2 separate regions of the Homo sapiens genome follow, and region 2 is linked to region 1. The links are chromatin loops, found by intact Hi-C in ENCODE. Cell type or tissue: endothelial cell of umbilical vein. All regions are shown on one strand.

What was found. Peaks named below come from ENCODE experiments on the same cell type or tissue, not always from the same donor. Only the 100,000 strongest peaks of a DNase experiment are listed, where the experiment ranks them.
Region 2: a loop joins it to region 1, with 4 times the contacts of the local background. A loop is called at or near these places in 2 of 110 quality-filtered maps.

What each region holds. Positions count from the first base shown.
Region 1 is chr2:144,328,122-144,336,121 of GRCh38, reverse strand. It overlaps QTMAN (queuosine-tRNA mannosyltransferase), which reads left to right and starts at 3,610. Exons shown (of 12, transcript NM_001376312.2): 1 at 3,610-3,683. RefSeq lists an enhancer at 2,977-3,554 and a silencer at 3,336-3,935. In endothelial cell of umbilical vein, a CTCF peak has its summit at 4,094; DNase peaks (open chromatin) are centred at 3,541, 4,031 and 4,641; H3K4me3 peaks cover 1,863 bases; H3K27ac peaks cover 1,718 bases.
Region 2 is chr2:145,007,866-145,015,865 of GRCh38, reverse strand. All of the region lies in intron 3 of TEX41 (testis expressed 41), which reads right to left. All of the region lies in intron 1 of LOC100505498 (a long non-coding RNA gene), which reads right to left. Among named protein-coding and RNA genes, the nearest start is that of LINC01966, 130 kb to the right of the region's middle. RefSeq lists an enhancer at 7,831-8,000. In endothelial cell of umbilical vein, no CTCF peak of the experiment used is centred here; a DNase peak (open chromatin) is centred at 3,555; H3K27ac peaks cover 2,552 bases.

The sequences.
Region 1 (8,000 bases):
TGCTTAAAGATTAACAAAAATGTGCTGAATAATGAACTTTATAGATCATATCACTTCCAATCCATTCAACAGTATTCCTCCCTGTTTCTATATAAACATACCTTCCAGTCCACATATGTTGTTCTTACCGTCCATGGAATTTACTCTCTATTGTGTCAGGTGCTTTGAACTTTTTTCTTCAACCAGATTGTAAGCTTCTGAAAGGCAGAGGCCCTTCCCTTTTTATACTTTTCTAGGCTTCCACACCTAGCAGAGTTCTGAGTAGAAACATACCAAAGTGCATTTGGTACTTATTTAACAAACACTTATTGATTTATTTCCTATTGTAATATTATATGCTGGATTACTGAGCACTTTTATATCAGTGGGGCTGAAGTAGAAATAAAAATTAGCTGACCATAAAACACCAGCAGGGACAGGAGCAGGGTGAGCATTTCCTTTTTTACCTTCTAATTCTATTTAAACAGTAAACTACAGTTTTCTGGAATGAGTTTGTGACGATGAGGGTCTACCTTGGGAAAATGTCTGGCTTCCTTGTCTATCAATTTAGAGGCTGTACCAGTGAGTGTTGATCATCTTCCAACTCTAAGGTGCCAAGTTCTGTATGTCCTGTTATTGACTCCTGCTACAATCCTAAAGTCATCTTGGACTTCATTCTCATCTTTGATTCTTACATATACTCAGTGAACCCAAGTCTTTCCTTAGTTGCATTTACGACCAACGATTCTTTTAAATTCTATTTGCTTCATCAGAACTGGACAAGGCTATGGTCCCCCTGTCTTGTCCTCCTTTCCCCATTGCAAGTCCACCCAGATGATTTCCTATTAGAATAAATATCTCAGGCTCAAATTTAGGCCCCTTATCAATGATCCTACTCTATTATTTCAGCTAGTTTTCTGTTGTTTCTAAAATGAATCTCCTGTTTTACCTCAGCTGATCTCCTATCTTTTTCTTGGTTATTGATGTGCTTATTTTCTTCTTAACTTCTTTATTTAAGCAATTTCCTTTACCTTTTTTCTCCATAAGGCAACCTAAATTCTAAATTTCACTTTTTGTCCTTTTTTGTTGTTATTGTTAAGAAGTCTTCCCTTAATTTACATGGATTATTTTCCATCTTAAAATTGGTAATTTACAATCGAATCCTTCGTTAGTAGTGTTGAATTATCATTTTGTGTTTCATATTTTACCTTCCCGGTGATGCTGTAATTTTCTTGGCAATAGGGTCTTAATAATTCTTACAATTAGGCAAAGACCTTGTCACCACCGAGGATGAATGCATTTGGTTGGTTCATGGCTCCGGAGGTCTGGCCAGAATTGCCTGGATCATGCAGATGAACCCTGACTGAGATGAAAGTTGTGCAACAGGAATCCTTGAAACCAGTGGGACAAAACAGCTTCGACAGAAATACCTTCCTAGCTAATGCCAAGTGCAATTTTATACATCACTCAGACCATGTAGGCAAAGCTGCAAAGTCAAGGAATTTTGATGTTGAATAGCTTTATATAAGTGTTAAATATTAACATGAGCCAGATGCTGGCAGGTATGTGAGACAGAAAGTCTGAGTTTGAACCCTGGCTTTGTTTCCAATTAAGCTGGGTAATATTGGGTAAACAACTTACCCTCTCTGGGCTTCAGTTCTTAATCAGATTAAAAAAGATTTAAAAATTTTTTTCATTTTAAAATGAAAGGATTAGACTCCCAATTATTTTAAGAACCAGTTTAATTATAAAATTATGTAATTCTATTTTTAAAACAATGAAATGGCAGCCATAAACTTTAGGATTTTTCAGATATTGTGGTTCGATTTAGAATTTTTCCATTTTACAATGGGTTTATCTGGATGTAACCCCATGGTAAGTTGAGCAGCTTCTTATGACTTATGATGGGGTTATGGTTTCTACTGAATGCACATACATTTCATACCATCCTAAAGTTGAAAATATTGGAAGTCGAGGACCATCTGCTGTGTTGCTAGCATTAAATGCAATTTTGGCTTACAATATTTTTAACCTACATTGTGTTTATTGGGAAGTAACCCCATCGTAAGTGGAGAAGCATTTTGTATTTTATTCTGTGTAATAGGATTTACTAGTTTCATGTGTAGTCAGAACACTCACTTTCAGGTTTTGGCATTTACTCTTTTCTGTTTCTCAATTTGTGTGAAAGTGGATGGACAGATGGTTTATTAGGCTTTCAAATGCTTACAATGCTGTTGTTCAATTCAACAATGGTTTTAAACTTTGAATGTCCACACAGAGCTGGATTTTGTTTGGAACGGAAGATAGTTTCGACGCTTCAATTTAAGGATAAGAATGTTTACTCACATAACTTAAAGCAACTTGTGGATATAAGTACAAAGACCTAATCGATTTCCTTTATTTTGGTATGTTTCCTAATTCATTTCCACATCACAGCCTAACTCTTCCGAGTTGCAGTTTTAAAAATGAAGTTACTTAATAAACCAGACATCCAGTTATATTTGCATGTTTTGCCTTCACCAGAGTCATTTAACCTACAACCTCCTTCCAGATACAAAAACCTTTACTTTAGAAAGGATCCTTTACTTCATAAAGGAATTTAACGAAGGGACACATTCCTCACTTTACAGTCAAGAACACCTGGGACTTCCTGGTACTCTTTCTACTATGTATTCTATAAATAAAAGAGCTAAAGTGAAATTAGGTCGCAGCGAAAAAACATCCAACATTTGTGAATTTTAAGCCCCAACAGAAAATCCCATTCCTTGAAATTCAAGTGGCAATGAGAATATTATTGCATAAGGAAAATATAGATGGAACTATGCAAGTCAAATGATGGTCTCCACTGCTGTCGCTTTGCTTTGTGATTTTTAATTACTCAATGTGACTCTCCTCGTGTAAATGGGACCGCGAATATGCAATTATTGAATACTCAAACTGCATCAGAAGTGTGTGGAGTAGTCAGAACCGAAAGGACGGGAAAAATGGAGATAAAGGAAAGCATGAGCCTTGCCAGGAGGGAATCGAGGAGGTCCAGAAGGAGGGATATTAAGAGGCATTGGCAAAGCAGCTGTGGAGGAGCTCCGGGCTGCAGAGCAGGTAGAGGTGTCGGCAAGGGAGCCAGGAACCCGCACAGGGGCCCTGAGGCTCTAGTAGGCCGGGGAGTGGACCAGGAAAGGAGATGCAACGGGCCGGCTGGAAAACTGCACGGGGAATCCGAGGTCGACCTAATGAACAGCACAGACCTTCCAGAAGGAAAGAGAAGGTGACTATGCGAGCTTAGAACAGGACTAGGAGGTTGGGGAAAGAGTACGAAAAAGCTGAAAGGGCGGACAGGGTGCTGACGAGATGGGAAAGGGCGCACAGGGAGGTGGGGAGCAGTGCGAGGCCGGGGGACAGTGGGCAGGTGCGAGGAGCCGAGCCCGCGGGCTGGGGCGGAGCGATTCGCGCGGGCGGGAGCGCCGCTGACTCAGGGACCTCGCGCCAGCGGAGTCCGGGCGGCGCAGAGAGGCGGAGCCTCGATTGCGCGGGCGGGCCGAGGGGCGGGACCAGCGCCTGACGCGCCCGGAGGCCGAGGCGGCCGCGGGCCGGGAGGGGCGGCGGCATCCGCGGCGGCCGCGGGGGAGGGGCACGGCGTCAGCGCGTCGCCGGCTGGGCCGCGCCGGTGGCCAGGAGGGAGAGACAAGGAGGAGGAGGAGGAGGAGGTGAGTAGGCTCCGGGCTGGGGAGCCGCGCGGGCCAGCGGGGAGGCGGGGAGCGCGGCCCCTCCCCTCCCCTCCCCGGCGCCCGCCTCGCGGGGCCGCGCTGCGCGGAGATCCCAGAGGGGCAGCAGCGGCGGCTGCGGCGCGGGGAGCCGGGGGCGGGGGGTGTGGGGGAGGCGGAGCTGAGAGCCGCGCGCTTCCCGGGCGCACGCGCTGCGCTCCCTGCGCCGCCGTCCGCACCGCGCTCGGAATGGGGCGTCACGCCGTGGCATTTTGTGCCTTCTGCAAACTGGTCGTGTTCGAATTGCGTTTTTTTGGTGCCTACATGTCGTGCGTGCTGGTTTTCTGCGGCCCGGCGCTCCGCTTCTTCCTCGCGCAGGCTGAGAGGACGGGTGGGGGCACGTCGCCCTCGCGCGGGAGAAGGGAGGCCGGGCGTCCGGGTTGGCCTGAGTTGGCTGGGGTGCTTCGCCGACCACCAGGCTGCCCGGCGCTTGGCCCCTTGCAGTGCGAGCCCCAGGCCTTCCTGACGGAAAGCTTCGCTTCTGGCTCCTAGTCGCCCTCAGTTACCAGACCTCCCCAGCGCCCCACTCCTCTCTGCCAGCCGAGTGTGAAGACCCTCACTGTGCCCCCCACCCCGGAATCCCTCGTCTGAGGATTAAGCACATAACTTCCCATTTTCATCGGGATCCAGACAATCCCATTCTGTCCAGGTGGAAAGATTCTCTGAATTTAAGTCTTGGGAATGCAGCAGCGAAATTTAACCTTTAGTCCCGAAGTAGTTTTTTTGCCTTCTCTCGCACATACAACTTTTAGAGTCTTCTGACAACTGTGCTGCTTTAGGTTATCTTGAGATTCTTAAGTTAATGCCTTGAGGCCGTGTGATGGGAGTTTCAAAGAGAAGGCTTTTACAGCTTTTCTTCCACCTGTATCGCAGTTTGAAATGGAAAACGTGAGTTGATGATGATTTTCCATACGAGATGGATTTCAGTTTGCAGCCCCGGCTGCCGTGGCTCACTTGGTTATTTGGTGCCTACCCCTGAAGTTGATTTTAAAGCTTAAAATAGTGGTTAGGTAAAGGAGCTGCTGAAAAAGAAGTTCAGTACAATTCAATAGAGCCATTCTATTGGCTTCTATTAACGTGTTTAACCTTAAGCTTTAACCATGACAGGAGTTTCATGTAGGAACCCACATACCAAGTGAAATATTGAATTTTAATTAGTGCGTTCCAGGTCTGACTTGGATTAGATTCTTCTCGGCTCCCACTCCCTTTTGGTATACATTTTCCTTAGGGTCCTGTACTGTATTTAATGAAACAGTTTTAGTATTGAGGATTAGAGGAGTACCTCTTGAATCACGAAACTTTCTTTGACATGCTTGAAAACAATGAATAGGTAAAATCTGAAGCATGATACTTGCAATAAGGTAGGAAATAGTAAATTTTTTAACATCACCAGTTTGCAAAGGTTAAGATGGCTTCTTTAGTCTTGATTTGAAAATTGTGTTGGCATTTTAATCTTATGCATCACAGAAATACAGAATTTTCGATGTTTAAGGAACATTAACAGTATAATCCAATCCCATTATTTTATAGAGAAATTAAGAATCGAAGACAGTTTCTTGATGAGATTTAGCAGGAGCTGAATAGAACTAGTAGTCTTCATTAACTAAACACTTAACTAGGTAATTCAGACCTCTTGTACTAAAGTTTGTTTGATTATGGTACTAAAGTTTGTTTGATTATGGTATCTTAAAAAGCCAAGTAATTAAATGAAATTTTTTTCCTTAATTTATGATTTGGACCCATTAGATTAAAATGCCATGAATTGTACATAGTTAGGAAGTATTTACATTCTGTGAGTTTAAACATTACTTTCCAGTGTTTTTGAATTAGCAATTATCTTGCGCTTCAAGAATCGATTCATATTTTTGATTCGGATAGCCTACGTCACTTCCAGCAGATTGGTATTTTAAGAGTCTTAGAGTTATGGTGTATATAAACCGTGGTTTAGTCATGTGTCATTTAATGACAGGTATGTTCTGAGAAATGTGTACTTGTGGGAGCATCATAGAATGTACTCACACAAACCTACATGGTATAGCCTACTTCACACCTAGGCTATATGGTATATAGCTTATTAGTCCTGGGCTACATCCCTGTTCAGCATGTTACCGTACTGAATACTGTGCCTAAACACACCTAAACTTAGAAAGGGTACAGTAAAAATACGGTATTATAATCTTATGGGACCACAGTTGTATATTCGATGTTTTGTTGACTGAAATGTCATGTGATGCATGACTATCACTTAGGAAGGGAAATCCTATCACATGTAATAATCTAATTCCAGCACGCCCAATCTCGCATTTCAAAGTGGACCTCAAGTGCATGAGTCCTGAAGTTCTTGCTGTGGTGCGATGAATTTTTTACATCCCAGAGTACAGTGTTTAGTGTAGACATTTAGTAAATACTTGTTGGCCTGTGCGCACTTTCCTGGTAGGCGCTTCGTGAAAGTTCGGCTATGTCCTACTCATCTGTGTATACCTGTTATCATGTGTAGTGGGTACTCTTTAAATGCTTATGATCTTGTTGGGCTTAATCTAATTTTTGAAGGTAGCAGAGTGCCTGGAAGTCCTGAATCATGATATAGTAAACTTGAACTAACTCAGTTCCTTTTTTGTGTTGAACCAGGTACGCTGTTAGGTTGAATTCCAATATTGAAAGAGGTAGCAGGTGTCAGATACTTTAGAAAAATTGGGAGAAGAAACTTCACACTGCTAATTTTGTTCTGTAACTTATGTTAGTCACTCTGATATTGGGAAAGAACATTATTTTAGTAATAGAACACCTTAGGTGAGCTAAAATAATACAATGTTTCCATGAGAGCAAAGTGTGACAACCTGAATTGAGTGACCCTCTGACTGTTACCATAGGCCACGTTTTACAATTTTGGTTTTATTTTATAAGGATATGTTTTTCAGCATATAGACCTTTATAAGGAACGTAACTTTACTTCAGAGTTTGGACTACCTTGGCAAATTGTCCCAAATGATATTTTAAATAGTTTTAGGTTGTATTTGATATGTTATGCTTCTTGTTGGTATTACATGAAGAACACTGTGTATTCTTTTACTTATATTCTTACCTCTTCTTTTTTTTTTAATATCAGAATAATAGCATGTTTTTTATTTTTATTTTTTTTTGAGGCAGAGTCACACTCTGTCACCCGGGCTGGATTGCAATGGTGTGATAGCAGCTCACTGCAGCCTCCGCCTCTCTGGTTCAAGTGGTTTCCTGCCTCAGCCTCCTGAGTAGCTGGGATTACAGGAATGCGCCACCATGCCTAGGTAATATTTTTTGTGTTTTTAGTACTGATGGGGTTTCACCATGTTGGCCAAGCTGGTCTCGATCGCCCGCCTTGGCTTCCCAAAGTGTTGGGATTATAAACGTGAGCCTCTGTGCCCTGCCTGGTTATTTTTTAAAAAAAAACTGAGGAAAATTTTCAAGTATTTCTCTTGGAAGTACAAACCAACACTCCATTCTTTGAATCTCCGGAGTAAAATTTGGGCTGAGCAGATGCAGAGCCAATTCCATAGGCTGATTCCTAGTTGAACATGTAGAGTCATAGAGGTAATAGCTTTCATAGGGACGTCTTTGAACTACTTTCTTTTTTTTTCTTTCTACTAATATTACTGAAAGCAGTTGTACGGTAGAGTAGGATGGTGTTTAATTTATAGGAAGCAAATCAGCTCACATCTGTAATTGCTGGTTCTGATGTCAGTCCTAGTCTGCCTGGCCTACTCACTGCCAGATCAGTTTCTTCTATTCAGACCGAAGATATTTTAAGACCTCTGTCACCTACAACGGGAAGGATCTGGAATTATTCTGGTGCCCTGAGCATCCATTGCTCACAAAGGTATGCTGTCTCACTATATCCTTTGGATGTACTCAGTTTGCCTGCAAGATTTTCATTTTTAAAGCACTTTTCTCATAAGGAGTTTTGAAATAATGACAAACACCTTAACTAAGTGTGTGTGAGGCATCTAGAATATTTCAAAATAGTTATAGATGGAGTTAGGATATAGAATCAGACAATTAGTAAGAATATCTAGTGCTTTTCCCCTATGCTGTGTAGGATCACACAAGTCATTTAAACAGACGATAATTTTTTTTGAGTGTTTAAAAAATAACCAGAGCCAGATGTGGTGGCTCATGCTTGTAATCTCAGCACTTTGGGAGGCCAAGACTGGTGGATCACCTGAGGTAAGGAGTTCGAGACCAACATGGCCAACATGGTGAAACCCCATCTCTACTAAAAATACA
Region 2 (8,000 bases), 680 kb before region 1:
TGGGTACAAACCAGCAGAAAGTATTTTAAGGTTATTTTGGATAAGAGGCCAAGTGACTAACACAAAGAAAACAATAGGCTCAGCATTTCTAAAGATGTAATAGTAAATACGTCAACTCATGCGGAAAAATGTCAAAATTTTCCTACTAGGAAGCATTCCTCCTAGGAATGCAGTCACTGAAGGCAATATAAAGACACCAACATTTATGCCATATTTACCAGAATATGAATTATCTATTTATCTATTTATCCATTTAACACATCTGCCCAATTAAACCTAGCTATCACCTCAAAGTGGGACTATTTAGAACATTTGAATTTTAGAGACTAGGGGCTAGCCAACATGTCTCGTTTCAAGTTCAGTTTGAGTGATGAGGACCATAGGAAGGCTGCTTGGGTCACTGCAGTGGGAATTCGGAGGCCTCACACTGGCTCAGCAGGGAGAGTCTGTGGTCTGTGATTGCTGCCTGTCATGACCAGGGTAGAGGGAGGGAGAGGGGTATAAGCCCAACTGCCAGTCATTTGATTTTCTGATTCAGTCCATCTTTCTCAGTCTACAGTTGAGGAATTGAGACATAGGGAGCTTACTCTTAGAAATAAAGAGAGAGAGGACTTGGCTGAAGAGTAGACAGATGCAAAGTTGCTTTTTTTGTAGAATGCGGGTATCTTGATACTCAGTTCCCTGCATTTTCTTTCCCCCATTGCTCTCCAAATACTAATTATTTTAAATTTTACAAAATAAAACTAACTGTGTAACTAATGAATGTACTGAAAACACAGTTCACTTCGACAATAATATGGTCCTAGATGGAATGAATCAATTCGTTCTACCAAAAACCTCTTAGTGTTTAAACATATTCATAAATCGATGCAAGCTTCTAATATCTACCTTTCTGAAAAAAAATAAAAAAAACATTTCTTAAAACTTAATTTCTCTCTGTAGGACATTTACTTCTGCAAGTATACTCTTTTTCGTAGGCCCCCTTCCTTAGGCTTCTCTCTTTCTGTTTAGAGAGTTTAGAAATCTAACTGACTTAATCCCATTCAGTGTAATACTAAAACTAGTAATGAAGTGTAGAGGAACCATTAATGTACCGACTTCCCCTAAAACTGCACACCAAAATGCCCTTGAGTAATCTCAAATCACTAGCCACATTCCCTTGAAGCTTACAAGAAGTATGGAATACCCATTGGCCCAGCATTTACCTTCTATAACCACAACCAATACAGAATTACTTTTTAGAAATCCAAATGAAATATTTCGGGTAACCAAGTAGTTGTTGCAATTGTAATCACTGGATATCTAGTATCTATACTAGATATCCAATATAAAATATCCCAGTCCTAATAGATGTTATTCTTTACCTATTATTTCCCCTTGTCACTTAACCCTTTTTCACCTTTTATTCAGATATATTTATTCTGAAACTTATTTGCAAGATAAGAAAGCAACTGTCTCTACAAAAAGGTTTCTGATGAGGAAACACATGAGAACCATGACAATCATTACAATGGAAGTACCTCATGCGTACTTGGATTCTTCCATCATATTTCCCAGAACTATTTATACTCTTCATTGGGAAATCAATGGCATGCCTCTATTATGTGAGTCTTTGTTGAAAATGTTTTAACACAGACTACCTTTTTAAAAATAGCATGGGGAAGGGCAGTCATGAGACATATTTTATGACTTTTATGGCTTTGCCTCTCCAGCTGCCCATTGAAGAGATATTTTGGCTCAGGTTTACCTATCATGGCAGCATGGGCCCATGGGGACCCATGGAAGGCTGTAATGAGGGGTTCCATTAACCAGTTTCATTATTTCAGAAGGCCTAAGGGAATAGCACATTCACCAATAATAAGGCTACTAAAGCTAGAATGTCAAATTACTTTGCTTTGGGGCAAAATCTTATCAATTTCCTATGAAGACTCTTATTACCTCATGCTGATCAGAGTCTCTGATTGGCAACTATGTATGTGTCTGATTAATAAAGTGTGAAATAAAAACAAATGAATTGTTTTGTTTGGACATTAATTTTTTTCAAAACATACAGTCCCAGACATAGAAGATAATTTCAGACAAGACTAATTTACACCAAGTGTTTAATGTCAATCTAATATCTTGAATAATAATGGTGATGATGACACAAAAGCTAAAACTTACATAGCACATTCTGAGTACCAGGTACTGTTCTAAGCATTATACAAACACTAATTTATCCAATCATCACAACAGCCATATTAGGGCCAATTCTAGGCCAAAGTAAGGTTATAAAATAATAACTGAGGACCCTGAGAGAGAGGGCAGTCCAATATTATGCTATTATGTCACAGTCATACGGAGTAACTGCTGAAGCAAGAATTTGAAAACCAGCACTAAAGCCTCTGAATCCAGTCTCTTAAGTCCCCCTTTCAGGAAATACTCTGATTAGGGTCTCACTTTTTATTATAACAAAGATAACAGCACACAGTGGCTTACTCAACTGTAAAACTAGGATTATCACTAGTTTCTTCAAGAGTTATTGATAAAATTAAATAAGTTAACTTTTGTAAGCCTGTAGAACAACACCTGGCACAAGGTAAGTTCTGTTTGAACAATTATACTCTTCAAATGACAAAGCTTTTTTTCCTCCCCTTGAGTGCAAATCAAAGTCCTGAGGCCAACCCTCTCACCTGTGTTCAGTATCGGTAAAAAATTAATTTTGAAAATGACTTTGCTTTTGTCTAATTACCAATATGCAAGGAAATCCACTGGCTGCCTAAAAATAAACCATTAACTCATCATACTGGTAAAAGCTCAGCATGAACACTCTCTTTGCGAGCAGGAAGAGGGAGGTGAGGAGGATGACACCATGACATGTTGAGTTCAGAGGCATGAAACCAGGCACCTGAGCCCTGCTGGGGACACTTGCTGAGTTTTCCTTTCTTTTCTGCCTCTTCAGAAACACCCCTGTGAGAATGGTAATTTACCACTAAATCTGTGAGCATAGAAAGAAACTTTTAAACTGTAACACGCACATAAGATATGAATTCCTGGGACAAGCATATCATTGCATAATATAGCTCAGTTTTAATAAACCTCCATCCATTGAAGCTCCATTGTGGAGGAGAGTAATTCCACGGCAGCTTTGAAGTATACTCCCTTAAAGAAAGTAAGAGAAAAGCCATTGTTTATTTTACTACTATTTAAGAGTTAATGAGAGATTTGCACCTGTACAGCTGTTGTGGACTGAAACTAGCTCATGGAGTGAATGTGTTTTCTGCTTGAGACAGTTGTAAATGCCTTGAGTAAAAACACTGAGGACTGCTAATGGATAGGTTTATTTTAAAGCATGCCATCTGCTATCAATCATAGAGAAGTATAGGAAGCAAGTTTGGCTGGGCTCCCTCCTTGCGAGCCTGATAAAGACAGGGCTCCAGGACTCGGGAACATTGAGTCCTCAAGAGAATAAAACATCAAACCTACTCAGCAGCTCCACTAACAATAATAAAAATGCCTCTGCCTAAAGGTGACATTCTGAATTTACGATTATTTGTGTCTATAAAGTGTATTCTTTGGCTCCTGACTCATTCTGACTGTCTCACTCCGAGAACAATACATTAAGCCTGCCTGGAGTAAATGGAAATCCTATCCTTTTATTAAACCAGCAGCCAGTACCTGAGACGATCTAATGCCCTGTAGAATCACAGGAAGCTTTTCAGTTCTGTTTTGTTTCTTTGTAACTATTTTTCATAAGAAACTTACAAACAACATCTATGTTAATGCACTAAAATATATAAGTGACGTAGGCAAGTATATGTTTCTTAAAAGACAAAATAAAATAAAATAAAAGATTAAAATGGAACTAATTCTTACTACTCTATCATGCTCCCATTACAATGCGGTTGGAAAATTACCTGTGAGAGATATGTTATGGTAAAATTTAGAACCCGTTGCTCAGAACTGTTTGTATTCTTCATGCTGTATGAACCAAGCATACTTTCAAGAGGACAAACGTTATTTTCTCGGAAATCTTCCAGCAATGGAATCATAACCAATATTGCTTTCAAAAATGGATCCCAAAGTATTCCTTGAAAAATGCCGAGCCTGGCTTATTAAAAGTGCTGCCTGCTGAAATCCTCAGTGGACAAAATGAGCTGTGGTGGCACTGGCACCTTCTACAGCTTATAATGTTAGATTCTGCTTCAAATCTGCAGCTTAATGTAAGTCTATTGCTAGCCTGGAATATGGAGTTGTGACTGTTTGGGGAAAACCCACCTGGCCAGCAAACTCATGAGCCTAATTAAAGTTAATAGAGAAATTAAAAGAGGACAACACTGCCTCAGTAGTGATAAGAAGAAATGTATAAGGCAATAGAAATTCAGGGCAAGAACTTAGATTTTTACATTATGCATTTGTTAGAAATACTTCTTTTTTAAAGACATGAAAAAGAAATTGGTATTATTTGACTTGCCATATACATGATTTTTGTGCTAAAGAAAATTAATGTTTTAGGTTAAATCGTATGAAATTGGAAAATACTTAACCAATAAGCATACTTCAGATCTGCTGTGTATCAGAACTTTGCTAGGCTCTACGACAGCAGGAAAGTAAAAGGCATTATCTCTGCCCGTCATGGAGAAAAAGGTTTAACACATTCAATAGAATTTTAGAACATCATAGAGCCAATCTTAAGAGCTAAATTATTAGGTAGAGAGAATAAATGCTATAAGAGTTCAGAAAACAGGGAGAGCAACGAAGACTGCAATAGCGAGAAAGACTGGTTAGGAAGACTTTCATCGTTTCCTTAAAAGCAGAAAAAAATATATAAAATAAATGCAGAACATTTATAATAATTCAGACTTAAAAAGATATAAAAGAAATTTACCTATTGAAATTTCAGTGTACTTTCTAATGCAATATGGAATTAAATGTTGAGTCAAGTTATGAAACACACCTAGAGCAGAAGGAAGCACCAACAATGCTTTCGTTCTTTGACAGAGGTTAAAAAATAATGTCCATACTGACAGAGCAGGAAATGTATTAATAGATGCATGAAGCAGGCAAGGGCAGAGGCAGAGTGTGGCAAATTAAAGGGCACCTGCCTCATCTAGAGGCAGCCTCTACCCAGCACGAGCAGGTTAGTGCCAAGAGAGGAAGAGAACCCAGTTTTGTCAGATCTCCAACTATCAAAGAAAGCTGGAAACCTGGCTTTTAAGTTATACTTACCAATTTTGTAAGAAAAAAAAAATCAGGTCGAGCTAAACACCTTACCACTGTGGGACAGATCCACCCATCCTCCTCCGGGCTTCTCAATAGTTCATGTCATAGGGAAACCTGGCTCTTTATTTCTAGGAACCTTAAAAACAAGTCTATAAATGCCACCATTCGCTCCAGTATTACATTTGGAGTCTTTCTGAATGGTGGCACCACCTAAGTCTGCAGAAGGCCGATTCTGTGGGTTATTTTAGAAGAGCCAGTGGGTTTCTGAAAGCTTTGTATGAATGCTAAAGGTTAGTATGTCTCTTACACCAGATTTGAAATCCTGTACAAATAAGTCAGTGGAGCACTAATGAAAAAACTACTGTGATAGGGCCTGTGCTGCTCCGATTAGACATTAGCGGCTGCATCAAGAAGAGAAATACCTGAAGATTAGCACAGTAATTTGTTTCTCTAAACCTGAATCATTTAATCTCTTTTCTTAAGAAAGCAGTGGTCTATGGATATGGTAAAGAATTAAAATTGCATTTATAAAGTGATTTCCAAAAGACTTAAGTTTTTAATAAACAGATGGATCATTTAAATATAGTTAATAAATATTATTCAGAACTTATTACCTTAAATATTCTCTACTTAGAAATTGTAAATATTCACTGTCTCAATTGTGAGAAGGTTGGAATACCAGGTAATATTATGTAATGTTTTCATAGTTAATATTTGTAACATAAGACCTACATATTGTGAAATAGAAGAGTTTAAACCAAAATAATCTATTCTTGTAATTCAGGACATCTCAATTCCATCAATTTAAAGAATTATTTAAATGTTGCAGCCAATTCTAACTATTATAATTCTATACCACCAGGGAAGTGCTTCCAAACATCATGCATTTATTAATGCAGTCAACAAGTATTTATTGAATTCTTACAAGGTTCTGTACTTCGTGTAGGAAAAAAAAATACCTTACTAAAAGAACTTGTCTTACTGGATCGAAAATCATTTATTTTGGTTTATTTTCCTTGCATTTTTGATTAAGCAGTCTGTAATTCAACATCATCCATGTTAAAACGCAAATGCATAAATAGCTACAGGTTCAAACACAGAAACTCCTGCTACATATCAAGGCTGGTCAGACATTGTCCGCATAAAGTGTAAGGCTACTGTCAATGTTGTGTTAATCTTTTTGAATTCAGAAGATTAAATGAACCACAATACAAGAGACAGTTGAGCATTTGGTGGGTAAATATGCCAACCAAATTATCAAAACTCAAGTCAAAATCAATGACTTAATGTAAACAAAGAACAACATTAAGAATTATATGCATTCAGTTTCTTGGAATGGACTTGTGCTAGGACATGTTCTGACTTTATCATAAACCAGCTACAACTACAATAGACGAAATATCACCTCTCTGTGCTTCTTGTTTCTTTACTGTGAAAGTAGTGAGCGTGACTAGTTGGTCTCTAAACCTCTGCCCTGCCTAGGATTTCTTTTTTTTTTTTTTTTTTTTTTTTTGAGATGGAGTCTCACTCTGTAGCCCAAGCTGGAGTGCAGTGGTGTGATCTCAGCTCACTGCAAGCTCCGCCTCCCGGCTTCACACCACTCTCCTGACTCAGCCTCCCGAGTAGCTGGGACTACAGGCGCCCACCACCACACCAGGCTAATTTTTTGTATTTTTAGTAGAGACGAGGTTTCACCGTGTTAGCCAGGATGGTCTCGATCTCCTGATCTCGTGATCCACCGGCCTCAGCCTCCCAAAGTGCTGGGATTACAGGCGTGAGCCACTGCACCTGGCCTGCCCTATCTAGGATTTCTTATTGGGGTTTAAACAATTTCTCTTCTGTGGTGGTTAGACCTATGAAAGAAAAATGTTTTATTAAATATATTTTAACATTAGATATGTTCATACTTTGAAATATTTATAGATTGGGTAAACATTTTTCTTTTATATGTCTAATAAATTGCATTTTCCTCATTACAAGAAAAAGTTTTCTCTATATAATATCTATCTATCTAGCCTATCTGTCATCTATCTATCTATCCGTCCATCCTACATGGAATGCCAATCTATAGAGAAAATCACTGCTACAACTTTAGTATATTTGCTGTTAGTGATTTACTCTATAGAAGAATACATATATATTTAAAGGAAGTTGCCACAAAACTGTGTTAGTTTCTTATTCTTTTTTCCCTTCACTCTACATTAGTTAAAACCTTATCCCCATATCATTGGATATTCTTTAAAAACACAACTGCAAAATCTTTAATTAGATGAACATGCTGTAGCTGATTAACTGTTCTCCTGCTGTTGGACATTTAAGTTGTTTTCACTTTTTCTCTGGCAACAAAAATCTTACCTAATGAATCTTAGTGTACACCTACGAACATGACCTTAAAATCAATTCCTAATATGACAATTTTAAAGTTCTTGACTTGTAGTACTACAATGCCATCCAGAAAGATTGTGTAAATTCACTCTGCCACCAGTGTAAAAGACTGCCTATTTCATATTAACACAGTGATGTGTATGACATCAATATAATAGTTGGCCCATCACAAGAGATTACATGTTACTCCCTAGGAAGCAACAGGGGAAGTAGTGTCACTGTAGTGTCTAGTTTTCTCTATTGTATTATTTGAGAATGCTTTAAAGCTTACAACTAGGCACTCTGCACACCCCTTATGCACACACACACACATACACACACATACAGCCCCATAGTCATACACATACAATGAACCTTCTGATGATGGCAAACAGACTCCCATCAACACACACACTCAAGGAAGGGAGGACTTT